Regions from separate parts of the Mus musculus genome. Here all the other regions are linked to region 1. Evidence: chromatin loops called from intact Hi-C (ENCODE). Cell type or tissue: left cerebral cortex. All regions are shown on one strand. Links, peaks and the distances in the headings refer to the core of each region. The heading gives the core; the rest is flanking DNA.

Region 1 (10,220 bases), core at 2,932-7,931:
GTTTTCTTTACTGTGTCTACTTCCCTTTTTAGTTCTAGTATGGATTTGTTCATTTCCATTACCTGTTTGGATGTGTTTTCCTGTTTTTCTTTAAGGACTTCTACCTGTTTGGCTGTGTTTTCCTGCTTTTCTTTAAGGGCCTGTAACTCTTTAGCAGTGATCTCCTGTAATTCTTTAAGTGACTTATGAAAGTCCTTCTTGATGTCCTCTATCATCATCTTGAAAAATGTTTTTAAATCTGGGTCTAGATTTTCGGTTGTGTTGGGGTGCCCAGGACTAGGTGGGGTGGAAGTGCTGCGTTCTGATGATGGTGAGTGGTCTTGATTTCTGTTAGTAGGATTCTTACGTTTGCCTTTCGCCATCTGGTAATCTCTGAAGCTAGCTGTTATAGTTGTCTCTGTTAAGAGCTTGTTCTTCAGGTGACTCTGTTAGCCTCTATAAGCAGACCTGGGAGGGTAGCACTCTCCTTAGTTTCAGTGGGTAGAGTATTCTCTGCAGGCAAGCTCTCTTCTTGCAGGGAAGGTACCCAGATATCTGGTGTTTGAACCGGACTCCTGGCAGAAGTTGTGTTCCACTCACTAGAGGTCTTAGGATCCCTTGTGGAATCCTGTGTGGGCCCTTGCGGGTGTCAGGCGACTCCGCTGGCAAGGTAGCATGGGGCTCGAGTGGAGCGGAAGGGGCTTGTGCCCCAGGTCAGGCCCGGGTAGTCTGCTTCCCTATGTACCGCAGTCTCAGGTTCCGCGCGATTGGATTGGGGCCAGCACTGTGTTCCACTCACCAGAGGTCGTAGGATCCCGTGGGGAATCCTGTGTGGGCCCTTGCGGGTGTCAGGCAACTCCTCTGGCAAGGAAGCCCAGGGCTCGAGTGGAGCGGGAGGGGCTTGTGCCCCAGGTCAGGCCCGGGTAGTCTCAGGATGCCACTTTTTATTAATGTTGGTGACCTTTGCACGCAGAAGATTTTCAGTTTCATGAGGCCACTTTTATCTTAATGCCTGTACCAATGGTATTCTATTCATAAAGACTTTTCCTGTGCAATCATGTTCAAGGGCATTCCCCACTTTCTCTTTTATCAGATTCAGTGTTTTTATGTTGAGGCCATTGATCCACTTGGACTTGGGTTTTGTGAACAGTGATAAATCTGGACCAATTTGGATTCTTCTATATTCAGCCATCCAGTTTGACTAGCACCACTTACTGCTGCCTTTTCTTCCCACTGTGTTTTTGGCTTCTTTATCAAAAATCAGTGGTCCAAAAGTGTGTGGGTTTATGTCTGGGTCTTCAATTTGATTTCATTAATCAACTTGTCAGCTTTTATGACAATATCATGGAGGTCACTATATGCAGGTACTATAGGTCTGTAGTACACTTGAAGTCAAGTGATATCTCCAGCAGTTATGTTATTGTTCTGACTGGTTTAGCTATCCTGGATTTCAATGTGTGTATGTTTCTAGATGAAACTGAAAGTTGTCCTCAACTGAGCATCTCTTGTAGCCAAGCAAAGCTTCAAGAGGGGGGATTGGATTGTATTCAACTGAGTTGTGGGTTATGGGGGAGGGGGGGAAGCATGCTAAGAGAAAAAGTTGTTCTGTAAAAACTGAAAGCTGGGCCCCATTGTTGAGAACAACACCCACACAACTTATTGAACGTGGAGAAGTGAAGCTGATGTCTACATGGAGCCTTCACCCTTAGGTTCTACCCTATTTAAAACAAGCAAACAAAGGCCAAGAGCAAAAAAACTGTCAACAAAGGATACCAGATAATAAAGCTTAAAATGATAGAATTCATACAATTTGCTAAACACATGAAACTCAAGAACAAAGACCAAAGTGTGGACACTTTGCTCCTTCTTAGAATTGGGAACAAAATACCCATGGAAGGAGTTACAGAGACACAGTTTGGAGCTGAGACGAAAGGATGGACCATCTAGAGACTGCCATGCCTGGGGATCCATCCCATAATCAGCCTCCAAACGCTGACACCATTGCATACACTAGCAAGATTTTGCTGAAAGGACCCAGATATAGCTGTCTCTTGTGAGACTATGCCGGGGCCTAGCAAACACAGAAGTGGATGCTCACAGTCAGCTATTGGATGGATCACAGGGACCCCAGTGGAGGAGCTACAGAAAGTACCCAAGGAGCTAACGGGATCTGTAACCCTATAGGTGGAACAACAATATGAACTACCCAGTACCCCACAGAGCTCATGTCTCTAGCTGCATATGTATCAGAAGATGGCCTAGTCTGCCATCAGTGGAAACAGAGTCCCATTGGTCGTGCAAACTTTATATGCCTCTGTACAGGGGAACGCCAGGGCCAAGAAGTGGGAGTGGGTGGGTAGGGGAGTGGGTGGGGGTGCGTGTGGGGGACTTTTGGGATATCTTTGGAAATGTAAATGAAATAAATACCTAATAAAAAAAAATAAGCCGGGCGTGGTGGTGCACACCTTTAATCCCAGCACTCGGGAGGCAGAGGCAGGCGGATTTCTGAGTTCGAGGCCAACCTGGTCTACAGAGTGAGTTCCAGGACAGCCAGGGCTATACAGAGAAACCCTGTCTCGAAAAAAAAAACAAAAACAAAAACAAAAACAAAACAAAAAACAAACAAAAAAAACAAAAAAAAAATAAAAAATAAAAAAAAGATAGAATTCGGGCTGGCTAGATGGCTCAAGAAAAAAAGCAGCTTATCGCCAACCCTGATGAACTAACTTCAGTCCCTAGAACCCACATGGTGGAAGGAGAACCCAGCTCCCACGAGCTGTCCTCTGCCATCAACGTGGGTTTCCTGGCACGTGTCCATGCATGCACACTTACATGTACACATAAACACACAAACAAATGCATTCGTTAATTAATGTCACGAAAACTAATCCTTTAAATGATGGGATTAGATCAGCACCAATTTTCAATGTCTGTGGATAAGCATTAACCAATTCCCGAAAGTTGTCCTGTACCATTCAAGCACTGTGGTGTATGCACCCATACAAAGCACACAGACATTTATCCAAACGACTAAAACTAAGACAAGTGACAATGAGAGATGAGAATAAGGACTATGGAAGCAGTGCACTGTTGACTGTGTGACTGTGGGTGACTACCACTTCAAATGCTGTCATTTCCACCAATATTTGGCATACCCTCTGGTACGGTATTTTTACATCTATGTTTATATTCAACGGAATTGTGTGCAGAAAACCCAAGAGAAAGGCACTGGAATATTATAAAATATTTGTTTAAGATATAAAATTTGTTTATAATATAAAATAAATTGTATAATATAATTTATACAATACATTTCTTCAATATAAAATACATATAAAATAAAGTTTGCTTATAATATAAAATAAAACCGAGACTGACAATGTTGACAGCCCTGGGAGAGACAAACTTGGCATAGTCACACAATGAGATAGCACCCAGCAGCAACGATGGACGGCAGTCATACAGAACAATGTAGAGTCAACACTAGCATGTCAGGCGAAACCAGAAATGGTTCCATTTCTGTAACCATAGTGTCGAAGGTGCACACTTAGGTAGTAAAAATGTAGTCAGAAAATAGGAAGTGATTACTATAAAATCCAGAATGTTTGATGTGGGAGCAGGGAGCTCGAAATAAGTCCAGGCTGGGTGCTAACAGCTCTGTTTCATGACCTGGACAGTCGTCATAGATGGATCTGCTCTGTGGCAAGTGTTTGACTGTGTACTTTGGTTTTGTTCATTTCCCCATGTGAATGTCATTTTTCATAGTAAGAAAAATAAAATCTCCCAGATGGTGTTCCCCCATGGACATACTGTAAAAGTCCTGGGTTCCTTAGAAAAATGTTTCTTTATAACAAGAGGAAAACTCTAGAACTCAGTGACAGAATTCAAAACAAAAGTCATTCACTGTCACTCTGGACTTAGTATTATGAGCATACATTGTTCCTCTCACCAAATCGCCATGCTAACGGTTATGGTTTAACCATAACCAGGTTGTGGTCAATTAGCACTTTACAGTTAATTTCACACAAGTCCTTGCAAGAAATCACCCTGACGATTTCTTGAGAGCTGGAGAGATGGCTCGTGGGTAAGCCTGCTTGCTCTTCTTGCAGAGGATCCCAAGTTCAGTGTCCACAGCATTGGGCAGGTCACAACTATCTCTAACTCCAATTCCAGGAGAGTCAACGTCCTCCTCTGGCCTTCATGGGCATTGCAGAAGAACCTCCAAACACCCACTTAGGGTGGCTTTAGGGCAGCTCACAACCACCAACACACTTAAAAATGAATCTTTAAAGCAGAGATGCAAGATAGTAAATCAAAAGCAAGGGGTTGCCTAGGGATGCAGCATTTGCCCCTGCTCTGTGGGCTTCACTCTCCCCTCCTTAAGGTTGCACGTGATGTATTACTTGCTATGCTGGCTCTAACTCTGAGATTTGGCCCTCTTCCCCTCCATTTCTGGTTACTCATTAGTAACTCGAGGATACAGGCCACCTTCCCAGGTTTCTGTGAGGCTGAGTATCTCCTGAGATGACAGATGCTAAGTATCACAGTATATGGCTGTGTGCGCAATAAATGTACAGAAAACACCATGATGGGAGACTTCTTTATAAGGGGGGTACTTGACTATATTCTCAAGCATAAACTTCATAGATACATGACCTACCAAGCCCCACACACATGTGGTAGAAGGAGAAAACGGATTCCCACAAGTTGTCCTGACCCCCTCCACATGTGCACACACACACACACACAATTTTTTAAAAAATAAAAATGTTAAAAAGGAAAAAAAAAAACATAGCCAATGGCTCCTAAGAGAGAAAGAAGTACTGCCCAGGATGCATAGCAGTGATCTTTCTGTAAGGAGTACATTTCTCACTAGAGGGAGCTCAGCAACCATGGTCCCTAGCTAACTACACACGCTGAACAGAAAGTCCTTCTGGGAAGGAGATTGCAGAGTATCTCGAAGGTATCCACCCAAGCTTTCTCCGCCTACCCACCCTACTCCCAGCACATCCCCCCAACGCTTTCATCTCCTCTCTGTTTTGTTTTGTTTTGTTTTGTTTTGTTTGAAGTGAAAGGAGGACATGGTCGGGTGGCATCCAGAGGGGAGAAGGAAGCGAATGGGAGGTGGACATGCTCTAAATACATTCCTTGCAAGCATGTATAAAACTGTCAAAAATAAATAAATACAAAACACCTCAGAGAGGCAAAGACCGAGACGGGCCCTCTCTCCCAGGCCTAGTGGTAACTCAGTGCTTATGAGCACTTGCTGCTGAACAAGCAAAAGGAGCGCAGTGCAGCGTAGAGGGCAGAAGCTAGTGGGGTGGAGACCAGAGGCTCTCTGAGGCTTGCTGGCTTCTAGCTTAGCAGATAAAAACCTGAGTTTCAAGTTTCAGAAGAGATCTTCCCACAAACAAATAGGCAAAGCGTAATAGAGGACACCCAGTGTCTTGGTGTTACATATGTATACATGTGGATCTGCACACACACATACATAGTTGCACTCTACATTCACACACACACACACAGAGAGAGAGAGAGAGAGAGAGAGAGAGAGAGAGAGAGGGTGTTCCACTTACCTCTACTGTCTAACAGTGCTGGCAGGTGTTAAATCACTATCAGTGCCTGCTCCTCTTTTTATTTTATTTTTAATATACATTATTTTATTACAAATTAAAAAAAAAACAAAAACAAAAATGCAACATCCTAAAAAAATTCTTTTTACTGATAATACAAATTCCTATGAATTTTTTGCTACCCTGACATTAAAGAAACCATTAAATATTTAGAAACATTCAACATCAAAAGCTTTAAATCTAACTGTACGTTGTAGCCCCTACTCTTTTTAAAAAATATTTTTTCTACAAAGAAATTCATCAGCTATACAAAAATCTGTACAGTTTTTATACTGAAGCTAATATTGAGCTGCACTTATATTTCACATCCTTAGCAAAATAATTGCCTGAGCACATATACTCCACACTTTAGGACAGCCATTTATTCTTCATCCTCATCTTCCCCCTCTTCATCTTCCCCCTCTTCATCTTCCTCCTCTTCGTCTTCCTCCTCTTCATCTTCCTCCTCTTCATCTTCCTCTTCTTCTTCTTCCTCTTCTTCTTCATCTTCTGGTTCCTTCTTCTTCTTTGAGCCTGTTGGCCTATCAGAACCCTTCTTTCCTGCTTCACTTTTGCCCTTGGCACGGAATGCAGCAATATCCTTTTCATACTTCTCCTTTGGTTTAGCTGCTTTCTGCTCATATGGTTGTTTATCTTTGGCAGATTGTTCAGACCACATCACACCCAGTTTCTTCGAAGTATCTCCAATAGACAAGCCAGGGTGATCAATTTTAATCTCTGGGCGATTTTCAGAGCAAAACAGGAAGAAGGCAGATGGTGGTCTCTTCGGAGCATTTGGATCTTTTTTCTTTCCTTTCTTATCACCTTTGGAAGGAACATAGTTCTTCATCTCCCTGTCATAACGTGCTTTGTCGCTCTTGGCCAAATCTTCAAACTTCGACTTTTCCTTTGCAGACATAGTGTTCCATCTCTCGGATCACTTCTTGGAGAACTCGGCCAAGCTGGCCGATGAGTCTGGATGCTTCTTCTTGTGCTCCTCCAGGCAGGTCTGCATGAAGAAGGCTATGAGGACATTTTGCTGCACGGCTTGTTGGGGTCACCCTTGCCCATGACAATAGCATCTACCTGACGCGAGTGCTTCCCTCAGACCTCCACAGAGAGACTTCCTTCCCCAAGCTCCAGCTAGAACTGGTTTATCCCTTTGCCTCCAGGAGGAGTAACTGGCCAAGTAAAAGAACGAACCTTGGTGGCTAGCTTTAGGAATGTCATGTAATGCTTTTTAGCAAGGCAAAGAGAATGGGGCAGAAGGACAAAGCCTGTTATATCCGTGTTTACCACACTTGGGCTGGCCAGAGTCCCTTCAATACCCATGGAGGTTAGGATGTTGTGGGGGCATTCACAAGAGAAGGCTACTCAGAAATGGTTTAAGTCAATAAAAAGTCTTTATTAGCCAGATGGCTACCATGGTGTGTGTTTCAGACCACCCTGTGCCTTTCTCAGGGGGAACTTTTAAGCACAAAATCACATTCTGGGTTGACATGGCTCAGTTAGCAAGAACAGTTAGCCAGAAGCAGAGTTACAGGAACCAAAACCAGTGTTAGGATGAGGTGATTACTTTTCATTGGGAATGTTAATTTGGTAAGTCAAAAGGGGATTTTGATTGCTGGACTTCAATACTTGGGTAGCTTGACCTTGGTCAAGTACTGAAGTCCAGCAACTGTCATTTTCTATGGCCATGTCTGTCCTCTCTCTATCCAGAGGCAGTCCTTTGTCACCCCACCTTCAGAACAAATATCCCTGCCCCTCTTCCTTGTCCCCTCCCCCCTTCTCTGCCACAGACCCTCTGGGTCCCTGTGTCTTCGTGGAACGGGTCTCTCGGGCAGGTGGGCAAAGCTTCGGATGAATTGACAAACAGATGCACACAGGAGAGGTTGTGTTGAATTTGAATGTATTGTCAGGTCGAGCACTTTTTTTTTTTTATAGTACAGAGAATATCAGGGGTTGCAAGTCACATCAGGCAAGGTACATTGAAGTTTACCAGATACAAAGGAATGACTTCGAAAGGAATTGCAGGAACCAAGTAAATGTTTACAATAGAGATTAGCAGTCCTGCCTAGGATCAGCCTAGTGACAGGCAAGAATTTCACACTTTAGTGTTAATAGCACCAGGGGGTTTTACTCTTGGCAGGCCTCAAGAATAATGTAATGTCACAGACCCCTAAATTTCTAGGTCTTGCTAATTCTTATCTTATCTGGAGAATCTCCATTTGTCAGGAGAGTATACCAGCTTGCTTTAGGTATGGAATGTAGCCTGTACTAAAGATTTCTATCTCAGTGAGATTCCCAGGCTCTTTCTGCAGACCAGTTGAGCCACTGGCTTCGTCCATTGTAATGCTTAATTAGTTACTGAATAGGTTAAACTTCCTTGCTGCTTTCTCACAGGGTTTTCTGGGATCTTGGAACACTGGGGGAGGCTTTAGCTATGTCAGAATTCAATCTTAAAAGGCACTTATAATAGGGTAATACTAATAGAGAGCACATGGATCCATACACTAGACTAATGCGGGAATGGAAAATTAATGTATGGGTTAGAGAGAATGCCAGACTCCAGGAGGAGAGCTTCCTTGAAACTTTTTTCCTCACGAGCAGCTTCCAAGCCTCCACCTGTCAAGCTGACTCGACTGGAGAGCGTGGCACTTCTCCTTCATCCTTTTTCTCCCATCCTTGTCTCTCATTCCCTGTCCTTTGTCCCTCTGGGGCAAATAAATCTCCTATGTGTTGAGAACTTGTTTTGGGGGTGACGTGAGCCAACTCTGAGGGTCATTGTAGGTATTCTAAATAAAGCATAAAAGGCATAAAAACAACATGGAAAAAAAAACATGCAAGATTTGCTTTCCAGGTCTAAGCCACCTCACTCAGGATGATTATTCGAGATCTATTTATAGTTTGACAACTGAATGATATTCCATTGTATAAAAGCTCTATATTTTTCATTATCCATTCATCAGTTGGTGGGCATCTAGGCTGTTTCCAATTCCTGTTTAGTATGAACAGAGCAGCAATGAACATGGATGGGCAAGTGTCTCTGTCAAAAGAGGTAGAGTGCTTTGAGTAACCAAGAGTTACAGTATAGTTGGGTTTTGTGGTAAGCTGGTTTTCAGCTTCCTGAGGGACATCCACACTGATTTTCATAGTGGCTGTACCAGTTTTGCTCTCAGCAGCAATGAATACTGGTTCCCCTTTCTCTGAAGCCTCACCAGAATCTACTCTCATTTGTTTGATTAATCTTGGCCATCTTACCTGGGGTAAGATGAAGTATAAAAGCAGTTCTAATTTGTATTATCCTGATAGCTAAGGATGTTGGACAGTTTCAAGCATTTCTCAGCCATTTGTGTTCCACACTTTACAAATTCTTTGTTTAGATACATGCCTCATTTTTAAATTGGTATTTTTTTTTTTGGTGTCTAGAGTTTTTAGTTCTTTGTATATTCTAGATATTATCCCTCTTTTAGATGGACAAAGTTTTGGTAAAGTTGTTTATTCTGTTGTGCCACAACATGTTTGTGAACCCCAAAAGGTTACCAAGGAACCATTTCTGATGTAATTGCATTAGGGTCTCTTTATTACAAACTCGAGCTTTGGTTCTCCTCCAACCCAACCCTGACACAGAAGGATGGGAAGGCAGACCAGCCTTGAACCCTCAGCAGGACAAGGTTTATAGGGATTGGGAGTAAGTGTTGGGGTCAAGGGGAGTCTTCCAGTCTGCAAAGTATCTAATAAAATGACTATTGTAAGCCAACAGGTAGATGTTCTGAAACATGAACAATCAAAAACGGTCTGAAATTACTTCTGAAACAATCAGACTAATCTTTGATTTAACTGTTGTTAGGATGTAGCTAGTGAGTAACTCTGGGGTATGGGCCAAGAACCAGCCTTGGGTCCTTCCTGGTACTTGGGTGCAGCTTGGGTTTAGCTGCAGGTCAAGTTCTCAGGCTGTTTTTGTTTTGTTTTGTTTTGTTTTGTTTTGTTTTGTTTTGTTTTGTTTTGTTTTTAAGATGAAGGCCGGGCCCAAGATGAAGTAGGTTTGGCCTCTCAGTTCTTACTATTTTGTAGGCTGCCTCTTCACTCAAATGATGGTTTCCTTTGCTGTACAGAAATTTTTTCGTCTCAGGAGGTCCCATTTACTCATTGTTAATCTTAATACCTGCCTCACCAAGGTCCCATTCAGAAAGTTCTTCCTGTGCCAATGAGTTCAAGCCTATTCCTTACTATCTTTTCTATCACATCACAGTATATGGTCTTAAGTTTCAGATCTTGATCCATCTGGAGTTGTTTTGCTCAGGATGATAGATGTGGATATATTTTCATTCTTCTAGATGCAGGTATTTAGTATGGCCAGGAAGTTGAAGATGATGTCTTCTCTCCAGTGGTTCTTTTTTCCTTTGTCTTGTTTTGTTTGCTTCTTTGTCAAAATCATGTGTCTGTCAGTATGAAGTTATGTCTAGGTTTTTTGTTTTGTTTCACTGATTAGTGTATTTGTCCTTACACCAATCCCATCCTGTTTCAGTATCATAGCTCTCTGTAGAACCGATTCAAATCAATCTGGGAGTGTGATATCTCCAATTTCTGTAAGGAATAGTGTTGGCATTTTGATTGGGATTGTACTGA
Region 2 (10,220 bases), core at 1,788-6,787, 110 kb after region 1:
AATGGTCTAAGCTGAACATTAGAACCAAAGCGGCTAAAGAAGCAGTGTCCAAGAATAGTTACATAAAATGCTGTCAGTACATGATGTGTTCCATTGTAAAATACTAACATTGTTGCCTTACTTTACTTTGTTGCACAACACAGGATGCAGAGAAGACAGGCCAGGGAGCTCTCGGGCAGCTGTGACCATCAGGAAGGGATGTCTAGTGATGATGAGCTGTCTCCTGCAGAGATGACTAACTTCCACAAGTGCCAAGGTCAATTGCCAAGATTCTAACCTATTTTGAGATGTTGAAATAGTGAGGAAGGCTTTGTTGTGGCTGCCTTTAAATCCATATTACTAAGACAGGGAAATACAAGAAAGATGTAAACATTTTCTGCATAAGATTTGCTGCCCCGTCCACCCAGCAGGGGCATCCACACCTCTAATAAACCTTACCAAAAAAAAAGAAAAAAGAAAAAAAGAAAACCTTGGAAAAAACCTTGAGAAACAAAACGTACTTGCCAGTTAGTGAAAGTACAGACACCCAAGAGGCTTCAGGCCTCCATGCTGACTGGAGAGTTCACTGAGATGCACAGTTGGGAAGTTGACAAATGTCTGGTTTGAGGGTTTAATTTAATCAGCTTTGTGATGCTTTTACTTTGAGTTCATTATAATAAAGTGCCTTTTAAAGTAGTTCACTGACTTAGTTGTGCAAGTTACAGATGATGCCATCTAAGGAAAGCAACGCAGCCACAGTGCCCACTGTAACCCAGCAGGCAGCAACAATGCGCCCTGGGAGCAGAGCTCACAGCACTGCCTGTCCAGAGGCAGCAAGAAGTGTATGGTATTTTGGCATATATACAGGAACTCAATACACAGTAGGATTTATTACTGTTGATATTATCACTTTTGGTATTAAAGTGACTTTTTAAATAAAATGAATATATGAAATAACAAAAGTTTCCAGCCCAGTTGGTTAGGTAGCAACTCGTGACTGTTGGTAAGGAAACAGGCTTAAAATGCATAACATAAAGAGACTTACTTTGTTTGCAGGTGACATTTTACAGGATTGTAAGAAAGTTTTTGAAGATGTGCATGATGATTTTTGTAACGTCCAGAATATTTTATTGAAATTTCAGCAGTGGCGAGAAAAGTTTCCTGATTCCTACTATGAAGCCTTCGTTGGTTTCTGCTTACCAAAGCTTTTAAGTCCCCTGATACGAGTTCAGTTGCTTGACTGGAATCCTCTTAAGGTATCAGTGTTTCACATGTGACTGTCCTGGTCATGTCAACTGCTTTTGTGCCCTTGCTGTCAGGTTAGGTCTAAACTATCACAACCTTAGCCTGGCAGCATGGCTCAGCATATAAAGGTGCTAGCTGCCAAGGGCTATGGCCTGACTTTGGACTCTGAAACCCATGTGATACAATCCTTTGGCCTCTACACATGCCATGCCCTTCCACTCCCTTCCCCCCCACCCCCCCCACCCCCGCAAGAATGAACATCATTAAAAAGCAAAAACAAAACCATTTACCCTTAAAGTTGTAGATAAAATTTAGAGCCTTGGAACAACTGTCCAGAAATGTACGCTAAACTGTATTACTTGGGATGATTACATGATTGGGGGGTGGGGGGGTAGACAGAGACAGGGACAGACAGAGAAAAGTTGGAGTAAAATCTAGGGCCTTCTTGTGTGCTAAACAATCATCAAACCATTGAGCTACATCCCCAGCCATCTTGCTCGATTCTTAAGGCATAGCAGGACCAAACATCAGTAATTCAAACACATTTTTAATATTCTTATAATTGTGAAAATTTCCCCAGAATTTTGTGGTATTAAGTTTGGTTAAATTTGACTTAAAAACCTGTTCTGAGGATTGTGAAGTTGGAGATGACAAACTGGAAAGAGTTGGGTAGCAGCACACTGCGGAGGAGGAGGGCTGTAAGAGAGGCCTAGGGACATGCGGGAATTTGTGGGATACACTGTCTTGAAAGTGGGGAAAAAATGGCAGTTCAGGGTGAGCACCCTGGCCTTCAAACCTAGATTCAGGGCTGAGAGCTTACTTATGGAAGTAATAGGAAATGTGATATAGGGATGGTAATGTGGCGTTGTTTTTGTTTTGTTTTGTTTTGTTTTGTTTTGTTTGTTGAGACAGGGTTTCTCTGTATGCCCTTCCTGTCCTGGAACTCACTCTGTAATCAGGCTGGCCTCAAACTCAAGAGCTCTGCCTGCTTCTGCCTCCTGAGTGCTGAATTAAAGGTGTGCATCACTACCGGTAGCCTGGTAGTAATGTGGAGTTTTTAAAATGTTTCATTACATATATACTGTGTGGCTGTGTGTACACATGCATGGCACACATGTAGAGGTCAGAGGACAGCATATGCGAGTTGGTTCTCTTCATTATATGAGTCTCAAGGATCCATCTTAGGTCATCAGACCTAGCAAGTGCCTGTACGCTCCGAGTCATCTCAGGGACTTGAAAGTAATGTTTTAGGAAGCCACTAAACCTAGCTGGATCCTGCATGCTATGAATGAAGCTCTCTGAGGAAAGCTCTGAGCATGAGCTTACAGAGTAAATGATGGAGCGAGCGTGTCAGCGTCTCCTCCTTGGTCTTAGCCATGTGTCTGCAGGCTTCCTAGGCCCACACCACCTTCCAGAGTAGAGCAAGGTCATCTCTTTGGAACTATTAGGGAATGCATGGGCAGCACCTGGAGTTAGCCATCCTGGATCATTCCTCTAGAAGTAGTAGCAGCCATTTGCTGTTTGCTGATTGGCTAACAAGCTAAGCCACATGCACATTACACATTTATTCCTAAGTGAAAGGACTGAAGTCAACTTTGCTTGAGGCAGATGAATGAATTTTACCAGTGAATTCCAAGTGCCTAACTCAAACACTTATTTCACTCTTGTCAGAGTGCTGCCATTGCTGGTCTCTGCATGTCCTGGCACATAGTGGACCTTTGTCACATTTTTGTTGTATGATGAATGCATGAAACACAGTTCTTAGTTATTCTGCCTCGATGCTGGGATGCCGTGCTTCCTGCCTTACCTTGGTGGCCTAGTGGGGTAAACATAGTATTAAAACATGTGATTATTCTCTTTGAGCCTTAGGGAAAGTCTAGGGATTTCGGAATAAGTTAACTTACAAAATACACACATTTAAGAATGTATAACTTTTATCATCTCATCTCATAGATGGACTCCATAGGTCTAGACAAGATGCCCTGGTTCACAGCTATAACAGAGTTTATGGAGAGCAGCATGGACGATATAGGGAAGGAAGATGGTTCTGATAAAAAAATCTTGGCTGCTGTCATCAACAAAACAGTTGTTCCTCGACTTACAGGTAATCTTAATTCTGTTATAATCACAAAGAAGCTTGGAGATAACAAGGAAATACTGTATTAAAGAGCAATAAATTTCAAATTGACCTGCTTGGAACATGCTTGTTTGCACAATTGTTGGCTGTCCACAGCAGTAGTGGTAGTATTTGAATATTTTTACCATATTCCAGAGAAATGAGTTTTGAACTTGACTAAACTTTGAAGATGAATATTCATTCTGATGATTTTCTTTTTACCTCTCATTCTTGAGCCGACCATCCCATGGCTATTGAGCGTCGGTTCTCTGTGTTCTGAAGACAGCACTCCCAGGGTGTGCTGAAGGAGCCATTGTTGGGCACGGGAGCGGGAGAACATGAGAGTGGTTCTGGGGTTTTGACTCAGTTGCCTTTTCCTGACTTGGGAATCTGAAGGAGGTAGTTTAGAGTGGAAGTGGCGAGTGGCGCTCTGGTGGCTGTGCCAGTCACTGAGTGGGGTGGTAGATGGTTGTTGAGTATACCAGTCAGAGGAGTTCAGGCAGGAGGCAGCTGCGTGTGGGTGGTACTGAATGCCACAAAGCGATGTGAAATATTAAGGAAGTGAATGCAGGAAGGAATGAGAAAGAAATTATCTCAGTCCTAAGGGCCTTTTAGCATTTAAAAGCCACAGAAGTGACAAGTACCAGCCAAGACTAGAGAGGATACCAGGAGGACAGTCAAAAGAAATTATGTCCCAAAGTCAAAAAAAATATTTCCAGGGAGAAAGGGGCCTAGTTGTGGTTGTTGATTAAAATCACCCTTTGGAGCTTACTGTACAAATGTCCTGTGGGACTTGAGAGATGCACTTGCCACTCTGTGGAAATTGAGAGGATTCCAGGAACAAACAGGAAGAAGATTAGGAGGTAGACATCTAGGCAGTACTTTATTTTGTTTTAAAAGGAAAGGAAACAATGGTCAGTACTGGAGAAAGTACTAGGGGGCTGGGGCTGGAAGATAGTGCAGTGTTTAAAACTCTTGCCCTCAACAGTGAGGACCAGCGCCCGGATCCCCAGAACCCACATAAAAACATGGTAGGCATGGTGGCTGGCATGTAATGCCAAGTGTTTGTAACATGGAGACAGGATCCCAATAGCAAGATGGCATGCCAGACTTGCAGCCATTGGCCTCAAGCTTCACACACACACACACACACACACACACACACACACACACACACACACACACACACGTCAACATGCATACATAGCATGAGGACAGGGAGAAGAAGGAAGGAGAGAGTTCCTTCAACTGAAAGAATGAACCAGGAAAATCAACCAGCAAGCAAGCAGGCCAGGGAAGTAATTGCTGCCTAACATGGAGGCTTACTTGAATTTTGGGGATTTGGTTTGGTATAGCTTTCTTTACAGCTACATTTTAACTGCATATTACAGGAAGAGTTAGTGAGAAGGTGAATCTAGTGAGGGTTGTAGGTTAACCTGACAGGTGGAGCAAAACCCAAGGAAGAATAATTGAGGGTATGTGCAGAGGAAATGGTAAAGATAGAAATTGGAGCACATGCAAATAGTGTCATGATGAGCCATGGATTTAACCTTACCATGGAGTGGGATAGGATATGCTAAAGACTTGGTTATTTGTGCGTGATCTAGTAACTTGTGTAACCACTGAATGTGTTTCAGATTTTGTAGAGACCATTTGGGATCCCCTGTCAACCTCACAGACAAGAAGTTTAACAGTGCACTGCAGAGTGGCTTTTGAACAGTTCGCTTCTGAAAATGAAGTTAGTAAAAATAAACAGGTAATGATATCTGCAGACTTGGGGTTTAGCTCAATGACAGAGTGCTTGCCTAGCATGCAAGAGACCCGAGTTCAATTTCCAGTACCACAAAAGTAAATAAAATAATGTATGCATGCTCAGATTCTATTGCGTGGAGATATTACCTAGAAAGTCAGAATTCAAAGAATTTAAAAGATGGGGTAAAATAAAATTTGAGTTTTGTTCTTGATGTTCTAAAAATTGATATAGGTCTCTTGAGATAAATAGTACTTATGGTTAAGTGGAAAAAGAAAAACAAACCCTGCTCTTCAGGAAAACTGAGATGGGACTAAACCACCAAGATCTGCCTGCCTTGTGCTGGGATTGCTCGCATGTGCCACCATGTTTGGACTCCCCTTAGACACAGCTAGTACTACAATGGGTCACCACTGTTGGGTTTTGTTGTTGCTTTGGTTTTGTTCTTGTTTTACTCCTTATTGATTAAATTCGTCCTCTGACCATTTCATGTGTATGTAGTACATTGCTTACTCTCCCCTCCCCTTCACATATACACCCATCTCTTGTCATCCCCTCCTCCTCCCACAGGTCCCTTTCTATGTTCACATCTTTTTGTTTTATTCTGTTTTGCTTTGTCTTGTGCCCATCTAATTCTAACCAGGACTGTGTATGCCCATGGATTTAGAACTATCTATTGTAGCCTATGGACTGCAGTAATTGTCCTTTCCCTGGAATGCATCAGTTGCCAGTAGTTCCTCAGGGAGGACTAGGGCCCTGTGGCCTCTCCAATCCATGACTGGCTCTTGGCAGGCCCGGTCTTGTGTGGGCAGCCTCTGCTGATCAATTCTCATGTTTGCAAGGGCTGTGCCATGACCTGAAGACAGTATTTCATATCTCTTCTCCCTGTCTTCTGCTCTTACATCCTTCCCATTCTCTCTTCCACGGCATTCCTTAAAGAGGGTGGTAGAAATGTCCTATTTAGGGCTGAGCATGTGAGTATCTGCATTCATCATTGTTTACTGCAAAGACAAGCTTCTCTGGTTAAGTGTGAGTATCACGTGTCTATGGGTATAAACATAAATATCTAGGCTGTAGTTTGATACCAGCTAGCTAAACCATAGTGGGGAGGTTGCCCCTAGGTCTATGATCTCCCAACCACCGGGTTTCTAGTATCAGATACTACCATCTTAGTTTATGATTCTGTACAAGTTGAATACAAGGTCACGAGTTGTATTCCAGCAGTTCCATTTCCTTGTGTATACCTATTAACTGCTCTTACACACACTGAGACTTCTGCAAGGTATTTTATAGCTTCATTAAGCACAATGAACCCTCTAATTGGAAACCATCAAATGTCTAATGAGTAGTATTCGTGCAACAAACTGCAGTACAGCAGTGAGTGATCTAGTGACAACCACATGCATCTCCTAAGTTCTCACAGTATTAAAACGTCTGGCTCTAACTGCAGACCGATTTGCACTATTAAAATTACTTGATTTAGTTATTATATTTATAATTATGGCTTGCTGATGCTTTTCACATTTTTAATAGGATTTACTTAAATCTATTGTTGCAAGAATGAAGAAGTCAATAGAAGATGATATTTTTATTCCTCTATACCCAAAGAGGTAAGAGCTCTCCATGTTTATACTGTTTGAGATAGCTTTTCTTTTGAGGATAGTAGGGTAGGGTAAGACACAGCCTGGTGTACCTCAGGCGGTCCTCGAACTGTAGCCACCCAATGGTACTCCCAGGGTGGAAGTTGGGGGGCTTGGACAGGACTTTGAGCTTCCTGATTATCTGAGTCAGGAAGAGATAAGAATCCTACGAATAAAAATACGTCCCAGTAGGTTTTGTTCTGTACTCTTTTAGGTAACTAATATGTTCTCATGGTTCAGAATAGGAGTGCGGTTAAGTTATATTTAAGGCAGTCGTTTCTGAGCCTTTTGACTAAAATCAAGCATATCTTTAAAATAATAAAAAAGGGGGGGTTGTTTGCTTTTAATTTATATATTGTGAGCATTTGCCTGTGTGTATGTATATGTAGCATGTGAGTGCCTGCAGAGGTCAGAAGAGAGCATTAGCTCCCCTGAAGACGGAACTACAGGCAGTTGTGAGCCACTGTGTGGGTGCTTGGAACTAAAATCTACATCCTCTGCAGAAACAGCAAGTGTTTTTAACCATCGGACTATTTCTCCGGTCCCTAAAATGAGGTTTATTTACTCTTAGACTTCTGAGTGTAGTAGATTTTTGCCATTCATCTTATCTCTGCTGTGACCTTATCACCCCCTCCGTGTATAGCAGGTGAAGTATATTATAAGCAGGTACAAGCAGTTTTGTACCTTTTTCACTTAGTAGATAGTTGAAGTCATTTCATATCCTTATGTAAGTAAGTTTCTTCACTTTTTAAAAGTTCCTCAATAGGCATTGTCTTGGTTAGGGTTTCTATTGCTTCAACAGAACACCATAACTAAAAAGTAACTTAGGCAGGAAAGGGTTTATTTGGCTTAAGCTTTCATATTTCTGTTTCTCATCGACGGAGGTCAGGACAGGAACCTGGAGGCAGGAGCTGATGCAGAGGCCATGGAGGGATACTGCATACCGGCTTGCTCCACCTGCTTACTTATAAAAGCCAGGACCACCAGCCCAGGGGATAGCACCACCCACAGTGGGCTGGGCCTTTCTCCACTAATCACTTATTGAGAAAATACCTTACAGCTGGATCTCGTGGAGGCATTTCTTCAACTGAAGTTCCTTCCTCTCTGTTGCCTCTAGCTTATGTTAAGTTGACACACAAAACCAGCCAGTACTGGCATGTTGGTATCCTGTAACTGACCAGCACATGAGTGGTAATCTCTTACTAGCAATAAGATTATAAGCAAACTGTGCAAAGGCAATCATATCTACAAAACTCACTTGCAGAAACCCACTGTTGGCTGACTGTGGATGCATTTGTAATTCTTGGTAGATACCATCAGAGTGCCTTGATTCATTTTTCATTGAGACTGTTTAGTTGCTTAATTCAAACAAACAAATAACAGGGACCTGGAGAGATCACGGGTGGCTTAGAGTGTCCAGTGCTCTCCCAGAGGACTAGAGTTTGATTCTCTGCACCTCGGTTGGACAGCTCACGGCCATCTGTAACTCCAACTCCATGGTCACCCATGGCCTCTTCCAGCCTGTGCAGCCACTGCACTCATGTGTACAAACCACACAGAGATATACAAATGTACACAGAATTCAAAACAAAAACAAACAAGAGTCCTACTGTTGAGGCTTTATTCTGAGAGAATAATGGTCCTGTGTATTCCCTCCCCTCCCTCTCCCCATTTCTTCCTCCTTCCTCACCGGTCTCACATTAGCTCTGAAGAAGGAAAAATGTCACCACACTCCAAGTTCCAAGAAAGACAGTTCTGGGGAGCTCTAAAGGTAAGCAGAGTACTGTTCTTTAAATGTGTCTATATTAATCTTTGCAGCTAAATAATATTGTTGAACCACTCCACTCTGCCACTACAGCACAAAACACTCACAGGCTATCAGTATGCAAGCAAATGAACTGTGTTTGGATAAACTTTGCTTAACAACACCAAAATTTGAATATCACATAATTTTCACAGGACAGCCAGGGCTACACAGAGAAACCCTGTCTCAAAACAAACAAACAAACAAACACACAAACAAATTCTATATTGAATTTGTTGTGTTGCGTTGTTTGAGACAGTCTCACTACATAGCCCTGACTGTCCTGGCACTTGCTATGGAGACTAGACTGATCTTACACTCCATGGTATGCCTTCCTGCCTCTGCCTCCTGTGCACTGGAATTAAAGGTGTATGCCACCTGTAGTCTGTTTTGTTTTTTAATATTTTGAAATGTCCTTTAAAAATGTAAAAGCTGTTCTTGTCTCATGGACACTCCAGCTAAATTTAATTTCGGTGACCTGATGGTCAAAAAGCTACAGTTAAGACAAATCCAGGCCGGTGGAGGTAGATATAAGGAGGTCGGTTGTTTAAGGACTCCACAGTGACTCACTACAGGTGAGGAACACAAGTCTGTCACAGCCAAGTGCCAGATGCTGGCACTGTGTGCCTGTGTTCGTCTTAGCTTTTGTAGGAGATGGAGGGAGGGAGCTTGGAGAGACCGTGAAGTCTGTGTTGGATATAGCAAACTGCACACAACTGTGGAGATGGAATGAATCCAAGAACTAAACTGTGATTTAAATGCCAAGATAAAGGGTCCCAGGGTACTGAAATGTCCATCATGTTTGAGAATACAAGGACGTAAATGTCCTTAGCAGGAGCAGTTTCAGTGCAGTGAGTGTACGTGTGTCATGGCCAAGTCAGGAAGATGCTTTCCCCGGACAGGCAGGCAGGTCAGCGACAGTGAAGAGTAGTGTGTGTCAGTCTCCATTCAGAATACTAAGGGAAGACTCAGAATTCAGCCTTCCAAATAAAACCAGTATTTACTCGTAGATCTCACTACAGGGCACTTCATCCCCTTTATCAGCAGACTTGTGCCTTGTTCTGTTTTACACATCAGCAGTGAGGTTTCTGGCATTGCCTGGCTTCCCACACATGGGTACCAGCCTTGACAGTGCTTTCTGGTCCTGGCAACCACAGTCTTACACTTAGTGGGCCAGACAATAGGGAGGATGGGTTACAGTGGGGCGCTGATCTGGAGAGGCTCCGGTGGAGTTCCATGGGGCATGTTGCCGTTGGTTACCCTAGAGTGGAAATAGGATGAGCACATGCATGGAGGCGAGAGTCGGGTATTCTCTTGGGGAATTTTTTCTCTTCCAAAGCTGACATGTACAACAAGGCCAGCTAGTAGTGAGAGTCGGGGAGCTCGACCAGTTCTTTATGTCCCACTATAGCTGCTAGGGAGGACACACATGATTACTTGGTGTTTTCTTTTAGCTCTTCCGAAATATTCTTCTTTGGAATGGCCTTCTCCCAGATGACACCTTGCAAGATCTGGGACTGGGGAAGCTGCTGAATCGCTACCTTATCATCTCTCTTACTAATGCCGTCCCTGGACCAGATGTGGTTAAAAAGTGCAGCCAGGTAAGTTGTATAGAGACCAATTCTAATTATAACATTTTTATATATACTGCTCGGCGTGGTAGCTTGCATCTCTAACTCCAGCACT
Region 3 (10,220 bases), core at 3,530-8,529, 83 kb after region 1:
AGATTTTTATTTGGTCTGCGTTTATAATTTAGAGATTAATCATTCTTTATGATCCATGCACTAGAGACGAGAGCTGACAGCTAGCATCCTATGAAAGCGGTCTCAAAATTACCTCTGCTCCTACTGAATCAATGTATAAGGGAGGGCGAGAGGAAATATGGGGGTGCTTGACTAAGCCTGCTTTTTCCTCATTTCAGAATTAGACTTTTAAAGTAGCAACTTGTGGCTCGAAGGAAATATTGTTCTGCCCATGTAGAGGGCTCAGTCCGCATACACAAAGCACAGCTCTGAGAAGAAGAACTCTACGTCATATTTATAACTGGGTCATAGAACTGATGTGAATTACAGTCCTTTCTCATCCTCCTGAAGATCAACCTTGTCGCTCACCTTCTCAGAGTTCAACACTCATGGATGCAGGAAGCAGTGGGCATTGGAAGTAGGCTTGGCCGGCAGCTCTGTCACCCCGTGACTTCATGTCTGTGAGGCTGCTGACCCTTCCTGGGTCTCTCATCTGACCTGTGGCATAATAAGAATACTTACTTTACAGGGTCGTTAAGAGGATGAAATAAGTGGGATGCTGGTGAGACCCGGGGTTCAATCCCCAGCATTACTGGAAAAGGAAGTAATAACAAAGTGCCTGGTGCATTGTCTGCTTCACAAATGTTACTTTGTTCTCTGTCAGTTACTAAGTTTCAGTCAGCAGTCTGAGTGCCAAGGGAAAAGTCATGTCAGATACACTCGAAGGCCTTTAATCCCAGCACTCGGGAGGCAGAGGCAGGCAGATTTCTGAGTTTGAGGCCAGCCTGGTCTACAAAGTGAGTTCCAGGACAGCCAGGGCTATACAGAGAAACCCTGTCTCAAAAAACAAACAAAACAAAACAAAACAAAACAAAAACAAAAACAAACAAACAAAAAAGAAGAATAAAACAATTCTAGAATTTTGCCTAGAAAGTAGAGTTTTCTCCACCTCCCCTCAGGAAGTGGTTTCTTCTCTTGGGTTGTGTCCATGATAGTGATAGGGGGTTTAGCTGATCAGATGTCAAAGGTCAGGTGAGCCTTGGAACAATGAGATTCTGACACTTTCCTCCACACCACACCATTTTTGGGGGGGGGGGGGCAGAGAAAAGCAAGCAACATAGAGAAAGGAACCAGAGCCACGCCCCATAAGATATGAGAGATCTAGGGATAGGGAGAAGTGAGACCCATGGGAGATTAGGATCATGGGGTCTGGGGGCTGATTTTGTATGCTAGAACAGTAATGTATACAAATTTATATTTATGAAAGTTTTGGTGTGCTTCACATTGTTCCCAGCACTAAAATTAAGGTCTCATGAGGTGACAGCTCTTGCAAATATATATATATATATATATATATATATATATATATATATATATTCTCATTATATTCTTATTATATATATATATTCTTATTTTAATGTTTACTTATTCATTGAATTTCATTTGTTCAGTCTTGTGAACCACACCTACATGAGAAAGACTTTTCTGACAGATCCATTTAAAAGTCATCAACCTATATTGGGATACAATAATCTGTAGGTACCAGGATGTTGAAATAGAGACTACACCATTAAAAATCTGTGTTTTCCACAGTGTTCAGGTACCCAGTTTTAAAGACCTTTTCTGAGCCTGGCCAAGGTTACATCTGTAATGTCAGGACACAAGAGGCTGCTGCAGGAGGATCACTAGTTTTAACCCAACATGGACCACATAGCCAGACTTCTTCAGATTAACAAATCAGTAAGGAGGTAAGTAAGTGACCTTCATTATTGAATATCATCTGATTCTCTTTTTTTTAATGGAGGAATATTTCACAGGAGACTATTAAAAAATATGTGCAAATATATATGAGGAAAGACTGGGACCATGAAGAGGGCTCAGTGCAAGTGACAGGTCCCTGGTCCACTGCCATAGCTGCCAAGGACATCGTGGTTTCACCTCTAGGCTGAGAGTCTCTGGCCTTTAGTGAGCATCTTAAATAAGAAGCCTGGGGCTGGGCTTGTGGCTCGGATGGGAGACTGCTTGCCTTTCAATTACTAGGTTTTGGGTTCAATCCTCAGTGCTTTCTAAATCTGTTTTGGTGGTGTTAGCATATAACCCATTACTTTGAAGGTGGAGGCGGGGGATAAGGGGTATGGGATCATCCTAAGGTACCTAGAAAGTATGGATCGGCCTGCATCACATGAGGCTCTCTTTTGGTATAATATAAAAAACAATAATCGTATTCAAAAACTGATATTTCCATTCCCTAATCATACCTACATTTCCCCTACTTCTGGACTACAACCTCACTATTCTGCACTGCAGAGTGACTGTCACAGATTTAAAATGAGTTGTACCCCACACACCTAAATCAGTGTGTGTGTGTGTGTGTGTGATGTATATATGTGTATGTTAGATCTGTGTCATGGATGTTCATTTGTGTGTGGGGCTGGCACGCTGAGAATGTGCCAGAGGCCAGAAGAAGATGCTGATATTCTAGTGGAGCTTATACTCAGACAGGATAAAAAGCAAGGAGTTCACAACCCCTGTATGCTGATTTTGTTACATAGCATGTCATCTAATAAGCTAGGATGTTATTTCCGTCTACGATAAAAGTTAACACTTATGTTGCCCTCTTGAATGAATGGTCTGATCAGGAATCACATAAACATGGTTGAAGTGAAAACTTTAAGGGTTCTTTGGAGAGTCAGTTGTGTTGGAAGGTGTTTTGCTGGGGCAAACACATGAAGGAGTGTTTTTCTGAAGGGGACACAGGTGAAAGACTAAGGCAGACTCATGAAGGAACGTTTCACTGAAGCAGACACAGGAGAGAGGATGCTCTGCTAAAGCAAGTACAAATAAGAACACATGTACGGGTCTGCCTTGCATTGCATAATTGGGCTGCATTTGTCAGGTCTTCAAGGGACTCAGGCTGATTGGATGCTCGAGCTGAGGCAAGACCGGTGCTGAGGCAAGGCACGTGGAGGACACATGATTATTTGGAGGGTATAAATAAATAGGACTCCATGGAGTGACGGAGACAGAGATTGGCTTGCTGGTACAGTTAGCTGTGCAACAAGTATGGGTCTCAAGTCTTCGATGATCTCTGCTTCCCTAAGAGGGGCACAGCCAAGAACTACTCCTGGTGTTCCTGCCCGTCCCTCCCGCTGACTGAAGCAGAAGCTGAGGCTTGACTGTCCCTGCTAGGTCACGTCACCGTTGTTGCTTATCTGATTCTCCTGAACGGGACTGCTGGTGTATCTGTGAAGTGTTTTTGAGTGGATCAAGCTGCTGCTGCCTGCTAACCTGTGAACTGAACTGCCGATTTGCAGACAACACAGATGGGAATTGTTCCATTCTAAACAGGTCCACTTCCCCCATATCCTTTCTTTCCCACTACCTCTGGTGGGTGGTGGGCTACAAGGGAGGTTAAAGTGTTTAGGAATCATCATTAAAAGTAAGGTTTGGAAAAATTAAAGTTACACATGGTAAACAAAAGGGCTGATTGCAAGCACCTCCTGCAGCCTCTTCCTTTATGAAGTGCCTGCTTCCTGTGTGCCTGAGGTGCCTTCACACCAGCTTAGCTTCTGTGACATTGGTCCAGTTCATGCTTCGAGGTTCTAAGTGGTAGTGGTGCCTTGAAGCAGTGACTGTCTGCATGGAAAAAGCATTTTCTAATCAGAGAGCATCCTGGGGACAAACAGTAGCTGGGGGACAGCTGCAGTGCGGCCCCTGCCACCTTTATGTGTCCAGCTCTTCTCGCCATGAGTCAGCACATTAGGGAGCTGTTTTAGGGGAGATTACAGAAAAGCAGCTGCCTCTGGGGTATTTGGGTCATAGCTAACGGTGGCCCTGGTAACCATGAGCTACAGGACTAGGAAAGAACCTTCCTCGGCTGGTCTCAGTTGGTCTCTCTGTCCTCTGATTTGATCTTTTCTGAGATGAATGGGGAATTTTCGCAGTATCACAAGCCTCGTGGTCATCATGGAGATAGAATACTCAGGGGTCAGGGAGGAACAAACATCCTATGGCTTCATATTTTAGAGCTAAAGGGTATTTAATTTGTTCCTCTGATGTCGCTGGAGCTCAGGGCAGTTAAACAACTTGAGCTTGGTGGGTATGCAGGCTCACACCTGTAGTCCTGGCACTTGAGAAACTGAAGTAGGAACAGTACCATGACTTGGAGGCAAGCCTGGGCTACATAATTAGACCCTATCTTAAAGCAAATCCATCCTAGTTGGAGGTGACACCTCTCCTGAGGTATTAGCAGCCAGTGCCAAGCCCTGCTCAGATGCTGTCCTTACCTCAACACAGACAGGAAGAAGTTGGGTGTGATGGCATAGGCCTGTAAGACAAACATTCACGAGTTCAAGGTCAGCCTTGTTTGCATAGCAAGTTTAAGAACAGCCTGGGCTAATTGATACTCCCCCCAAACAAAGAAGATAGAAAGGAAAGAAAAGATAGAAGAGGAGAAAAATGTTAATCCCATTCTCCTTTCCCATCTAACTTGAATCATTTCCCAGCCATTCAGAGAGGAATTCTGATCTCTTTGTCTGTCTAGGCAGCCAATAATAGCAATGAAACTTCCTCATTCACAAGGTTTGTAACAGCAACAGAAGTCCGACTGACACACTCTTGAATGCCTAAGTTTAATGTAGAAAATCTCCAAAGATAAGGCCTCTCAAGTCTAAGATCACAAAGGATCAAAATCCAAACAATCTAAATTTTGGTATAACAATTTTAGTTCTTTAAAAAATATATACTTAAGAGGCAGGCAGATTTCTGAGTTCAAGGCCAGCCTGGTCTACAGAGTGAGTTCCAGGACAGCCAGGGCTATATAGAGAAACCCTGTCTCAATATATATATTTTAATATTTAATATTAATTTTAAAGGAGCTTTGTTGGAGAAATATATACAAATATTACAGAATAAATAATATTTCCAAATTAAAATAGGCATGCATAGTATGTATGACTTTGGAAGGAAAACACTCAGCTATACTTGTTATAGTCTTATGGGTATAACAATTGTGAGCAAATAATGTAAATTTATAAGTAGGTTAAAAAAATAGAATTAAATAAATAAATCAATAAATAAAAGGGTTGGTAAGATAGCTTGGCTGGTAAAGATACTTGTTTGGCCTAGTGACCAGCTTACACAGTGGAAGGAAAGAGCTGATTCCAAATAGCTGTCTTCTTATCTTAGCCATATTCTTTCTCTCTCTCTCTCTCTCTCTCTCTCTCTCTCTCTCTCTCTCTCTCTCACACACACACACACACACACACATACACACACTAAATATATGTAAAAAGAATTAAACTAAATAGGGTGAAAAGAAAACTATCTTGGTTATTTTTCTCATGTCACCATGACAAAGAACCTGGCAGAAGCATCTTAAGTGAGGAGGGGTTTACTTGACTCACAGTTCTGTCGGCACCCTCCCTCCATCATGGTCGGATTGGCAAGGCCAATGGCTTGGTCAGCAGTGGCCGAACATTGTCAATCAGTAACTCCACACCTTGGCCAACCAGGAAGCTGAGAGCTCTGGCCAGAGGGAGATGTATCCATCACCTGCAAGGCCTGCCTCTGGAGAGCCATTTTTGCGAATTAACCCATAGTCCCAAAGGTTCTACAACTGTCCCACAGTGCCACAATCTGGGGACCAGGTTTTCAATGCCACGAGCCTGTGTTAAATGTTTCTGATTCTAGTCCCAACAACAGTATTTGGTAGCTGTATGCACCCAACTTTATGTAGTCACATGAAATGTTTTGATGGTAACTGAAGTCTTCTTGAAAACCAACCAACAAATAAGGAAACAATAAAGGAATAGTACGCTGGAGACGGGGTGAGGTGTGCTGCAGGTGTTAAAGCCTGGAGCCCAAAGGTTGCAGGCATGGAACCTGATGCTTATGGAAGCAACTGCAAACTCTCATCACAGCTCTGAGAGACCAAGGTTTCACTCTCTCTAGATTGCCTGGGACCCAACGTAGTTCTTACCCCAAAGGGAATACAATTTTGGAGCCAAATATGTGCCCATGGCCTATAAACAGATTTCTGCCTTTGCGAATTCCATGGTCAATGTGGGAAGTGTTAGTTTGAAAGAAGAAAGGAGAGAGAGAGAGCATATGAGAGAGAGAGAGAGAGAGAGAGAGAGAGAGAGAGAGAGGAGAGAGAGAATGGAGTTATAAGCCAAAGCATTTTAAATACATTTGTGGAAACCTTAAGTGAACAGAATGCAGTGGAGAAATCTCAGCCACAGGCCTCAGGTCATTTATGCTCTTATCATTTATGCTTAATTTCATTGTTTATCCCTCCACTTCTGTCTGTTCTGGGTGAGATGTGCAGGTAATCTCCCGGGCTTCGAACATAAACTGCGAGAATGTTTGGCCAGTTATTATCTGTCCCACTAAAAAGGCAGCTCAGCTCGGCCAATTCAGACCATTGGGTACCGAACCCTGCTGCACCAGGCGGAGCTCTCACAAACACGCATGCGCATCTCGAGACGCGCGACTGCGCAGGCGCCGGACACCTAGCCTTAAGGAGACGCGCCAATCCTACTTGGAACATGGCTCTCAGGCCCCAGAGGACTTTCAGGCGGCGCCAGGTCGAGTCCAGCGATAGCGATAGCGATAGCGACGGCGCGAAGGAGCAGAGTGCGGAGGAGCCGGCGTCTGCCGGCGGCCGAACAGAGGGAGCGGAGCGGCCGCGCGGGGCCCGCAGCGCCCGGGGCCGAGGTCGGGTCTGGGCGAGTTCCCGCCGCAGCCCGGGAGCTGCTCCCCGCGGGGACGGCGGAGCAGGTGACCGAGGGGTGGAAAGGGCTCCGTTGCTCAGATCCAGAGGCCTCTATGGCCGTCTGCACCCGCATTGCTCAATGCCGGGGTTGCCCGAAGCCTCCCATAGATCTTGGTGGCACTTTGCAGTTTGCATCCTCAGGTGACCCGCACCGACTAGAGCATACAGCCATTGGTGTGCACACACTGAACCCAAATCCTCAGAGAGGTCCTGAACGACTCCTCGTGCTGTTAGCTGTTAAATGTGGATGAAAGTCGTGTGAGCCTTTGGGAGCTTGTCTAACAGTTTTCTAAGAACACCAGACAGTGACTAAAAGAATAAGGACAGGGTTTGGAACGTTGTCATTTTTAAAATCAGTCATCTGCAACAACAACAAAAAGTAGATTAAAAATAATGTAAAACGAGGTGCTGTGACTGAGATTGGTGACACTAAGGACCGTTCCATTCATGTGATCAAATACCAAGTCATTTGAGGGCTGGCGAAGCCAGTCAGCAGTTAAGAGCACTGGTTACTCTTAGAGGACCCGAGTTCAGTGTCTAGCACCAACTTGGTGGTTCAGGACCGTCTGTAACTCTGGGACATTGGAACTCCTCCCCTAACCCTGTCAGGCAGCAGACACACACAGTGTAGGAAGATCACTGTGTTGTACAATAGATACACTAAACTTATTCTTGTAAAATTTTGTAACCTTTGCCAACATACATTCCCACATTGGCTCATATTAACCACCATTCTATTCAGTGTCTGTGATTTCCTTCAAATTGTTTGGATTCTACATATTAATGAGAGCTTAACATATCTGTCTTTCTGTGCCCAGCGTATAGCACTTAAAATAATGACTTCAAGGCTTGGGATCTTACTGATTTCTTAGTCAATGTCAGGGGCCCGGTTCATCTAAAGTTTGATTGATCTTTTTTGTATTTGTAACAAAGTATGCCGGTCATCTGTTTACCTTGAGTTAAGTAAGTACTTCTCTTCCCTCCTAGATCAGTGGTTCTCAAATTTCTTTGGCCTTTGAACTCTCTTTGTAACTCTTAAAAATAGAGGTCCCAAATAGCCCAGGTTTCTATAGATTATTTTTCTTTTGTTACCACTATCCTTAAGATAGTGGTACTCGGCTCAAAGTTTTACAAAATTAATAATTTGCATTGCTTCATCAACAAACGTGAATGAAAATGGCTTTCTTTTCCCTTTCTTGGTGTGTGGTGAAGAATACAATGACTGTGTACGAGCTGATGTCACTGCCTTTGTGCTGAGGCGAGCGCTTTTACCCACCACACTTGTACCTTACTACAATGTCAACCCAGAGAAAAGAACAAGTAACGTGTGTCTGTTACAATCAAAGTGGTTTTGAGTGCACACATCACCTCACGAGACCCCGAGGGCTGTGAAGGATAACTGGAGACCGTGCTTTGCCTTGGTTGGAGGCAGAGGTTGTCTCTCACAGCAGTAGCTAAGACGTGAGCGGTGGCTTTATTTTTTTCCATATTTTATTCTGTGTTTTAGAGATGTATTTTCATTTTTGTGTATGTCCATGTGTGAGTACAGTGACCACAGAGACCAGATGTGTCAGATCCCCAGGAGCTGGAGTTTCAGGTAGCTGTGAATTGCCTGACACAGATGCTGGGAACCAGACTCATGTCTTCTGCAAGGACAGTGTGTGTTCTTGACCTCTGATTCACCTCTCAGACTCTCCTTTAAATGTTTATTTGCACCAATCTTTTTGAGCTTCATGTAGTCTGGAATTAAGAGGACATCTTATGAACATGTTTATTTTGGTTATTGATTCAAATATTTTGACTCTTTCTTGCTTCCATCGGTATCCTCTTAGAATGCAGAACAGCTGAGCTCTCAACGGATGAAGAGGAAGGAACACATACCTTGACAGGAAGTAAGGGTGATCGGAGTCCGTCCTCTGATAGCTCTTGCTCTCTGGAAGAAAGAGACGTTTCACCCATAGGTTGGTAATTTTTGTAATTTTATATAACTAACTTAACTAGCTTCCTTCCTTTTTTTGCCACAAGGTCTCACTTTGTACCCCAGGCTGGTCTGGGTTTCATCCTGTAGCCTAAACTGGCCTCAGACTCACCCTCTGCCTCCTGAGCCTGTGATGGATGGCATGAAAAAGCTCTCGCATCAGCACAGTATACACCAGTCATTTTAATTGTTGATAAAGCAGTAAAAAGTATGCAACAGATAGTTATATCATTATTTATTACATGATATAACTGAGATCAGACAGCTTAGAAGTAGCCCAGACAAGGCTCAGATCAGGGAGTCTGCTCCGCAGTGTGTTCTGAGCCCCTGTGCTTGCTGGGTAGTTCCCCCTCCCACCTAGAAGCTGGTAAGAATTTATCCTGAGATTGTTGCTGATGTCACATGTAGCGTGTCTAAAACCTGAAGGAGGACAATATAACATATGTAACTCATAATGACTCGAAGAGGCTTTTTTAAAGAAAGATTGCTTAGTTCAGTTGTTAGCTAAGCGCATAACCACCTCTGGGCCAAATCTAACCCAATGCTCATTAAAGCTCTTTCAGATATTAGTTACCTAAGTCTGCTTTGGCATTACGATGGCAAAGTGGAGAAGTTATCCTGGGCCTTACTCTATAGCCCATGAAGTCAGAAATATTCCTCCGGCCTTTTAAATGTAATCAGGTGTTCATAACTTGTTTCCTTCTGTAGAGACTCTTTTTTATTTTTATTTTTTCAGGCTAGTGACATGTAAGAGCCCTTTGAGAAAAGTAGCTCAGTTCCCAGCACCCATGTCGGCCTGCGCACAACCACTCAGAACTCCAGCTCCTGCAGAGTCTGGTGCTTCCGGCCTCCTCAGGCACCAGCCCCTCACATGCACAAATGCACATTCATAATTGCAAATAGTGAATTAGATCTTTTTAAAAATTGAGCTTCGTAATAAGCAGACATAGTCTGGGGTGAATTCTGGGTGCGGCACTGTCCAGTAGAACTTTTGTTATGGTAGAAGAATGTCTATATCTTCACCATGAGTACAGTAGCCACTGCCGCAAGAAGCTGTTGAGCCGAGTCTTTACCTAAGTTGATATGGTGCGATATGACTAGTGGCTGCAGTACTCAGCACTGCTTCTGAGGATGGACAGTGTGAGGGACAGTGTGAGGGACAGTGTGAGGGTTCTGAAGCGCAGGTAGCTCTGCTCTCCTGAGGAGAAGCCAGTCGGGAACAATGTGTGGCATAATTTCTAATAATCACAGAGAGTAGAGTTGGCATGTGGGTGGTAAATTCCCTTCAGAGTACAGGACAGTTCCACGGTAAAGAGTTGTCATTCCTCCAAATACACCATCGAGATAGCAGATGTGCTATTTAAAGATGGCAGGGCTAGGTATGATGGCACATGGCTGTCACCCAAGCACAAAGCCGTGTGTGTGTGTGTGTGTATGAAGAATGTATTT

The links. Peaks named below come from ENCODE experiments on the same cell type or tissue, not always from the same donor. Only the 100,000 strongest peaks of a DNase experiment are listed, where the experiment ranks them.
Region 2: a loop joins it to region 1, with 4 times the contacts of the local background. A loop is called at or near these places in 4 of 42 quality-filtered maps.
Region 3: it touches region 1 in a loop (7-fold over the local background); 6 of 42 quality-filtered maps call a loop at or near these places.

The regions. Positions count from the first base shown.
Region 1 is chr6:81,834,701-81,844,920 of GRCm38, forward strand. It overlaps the pseudogene Gm4874. Among named protein-coding and RNA genes, the nearest start is that of Mir7232, 56 kb to the right of the region's middle. In left cerebral cortex, for the core only: a CTCF peak has its summit at 4,856 (motif pointing right); a DNase peak (open chromatin) is centred at 4,888; H3K4me3 peaks cover 450 bases.
Region 2 is chr6:81,943,286-81,953,505 of GRCm38, forward strand. It overlaps Gcfc2 (GC-rich sequence DNA binding factor 2), which reads left to right. Exons shown (of 17, transcript NM_177884.3): 9 at 144-256; 10 at 1,036-1,235; 11 at 3,178-3,328; 12 at 4,978-5,096; 13 at 6,624-6,700; 14 at 8,435-8,501; 15 at 9,989-10,135. Among named protein-coding and RNA genes, the nearest start is that of Mrpl19, 18 kb to the right of the region's middle. In left cerebral cortex, for the core only: no CTCF peak of the experiment used is centred there; a DNase peak (open chromatin) is centred at 3,818.
Region 3 is chr6:81,917,141-81,927,360 of GRCm38, forward strand. Gcfc2 (GC-rich sequence DNA binding factor 2) reads left to right here and starts at 6,529. Exons shown (of 17, transcript NM_177884.3): 1 at 6,529-6,798; 2 at 8,626-8,754. The coding sequence starts at 6,567. In left cerebral cortex, for the core only: no CTCF peak of the experiment used is centred there; DNase peaks (open chromatin) are centred at 6,509, 6,897 and 7,296; H3K4me3 peaks cover 1,298 bases; H3K27ac peaks cover 764 bases.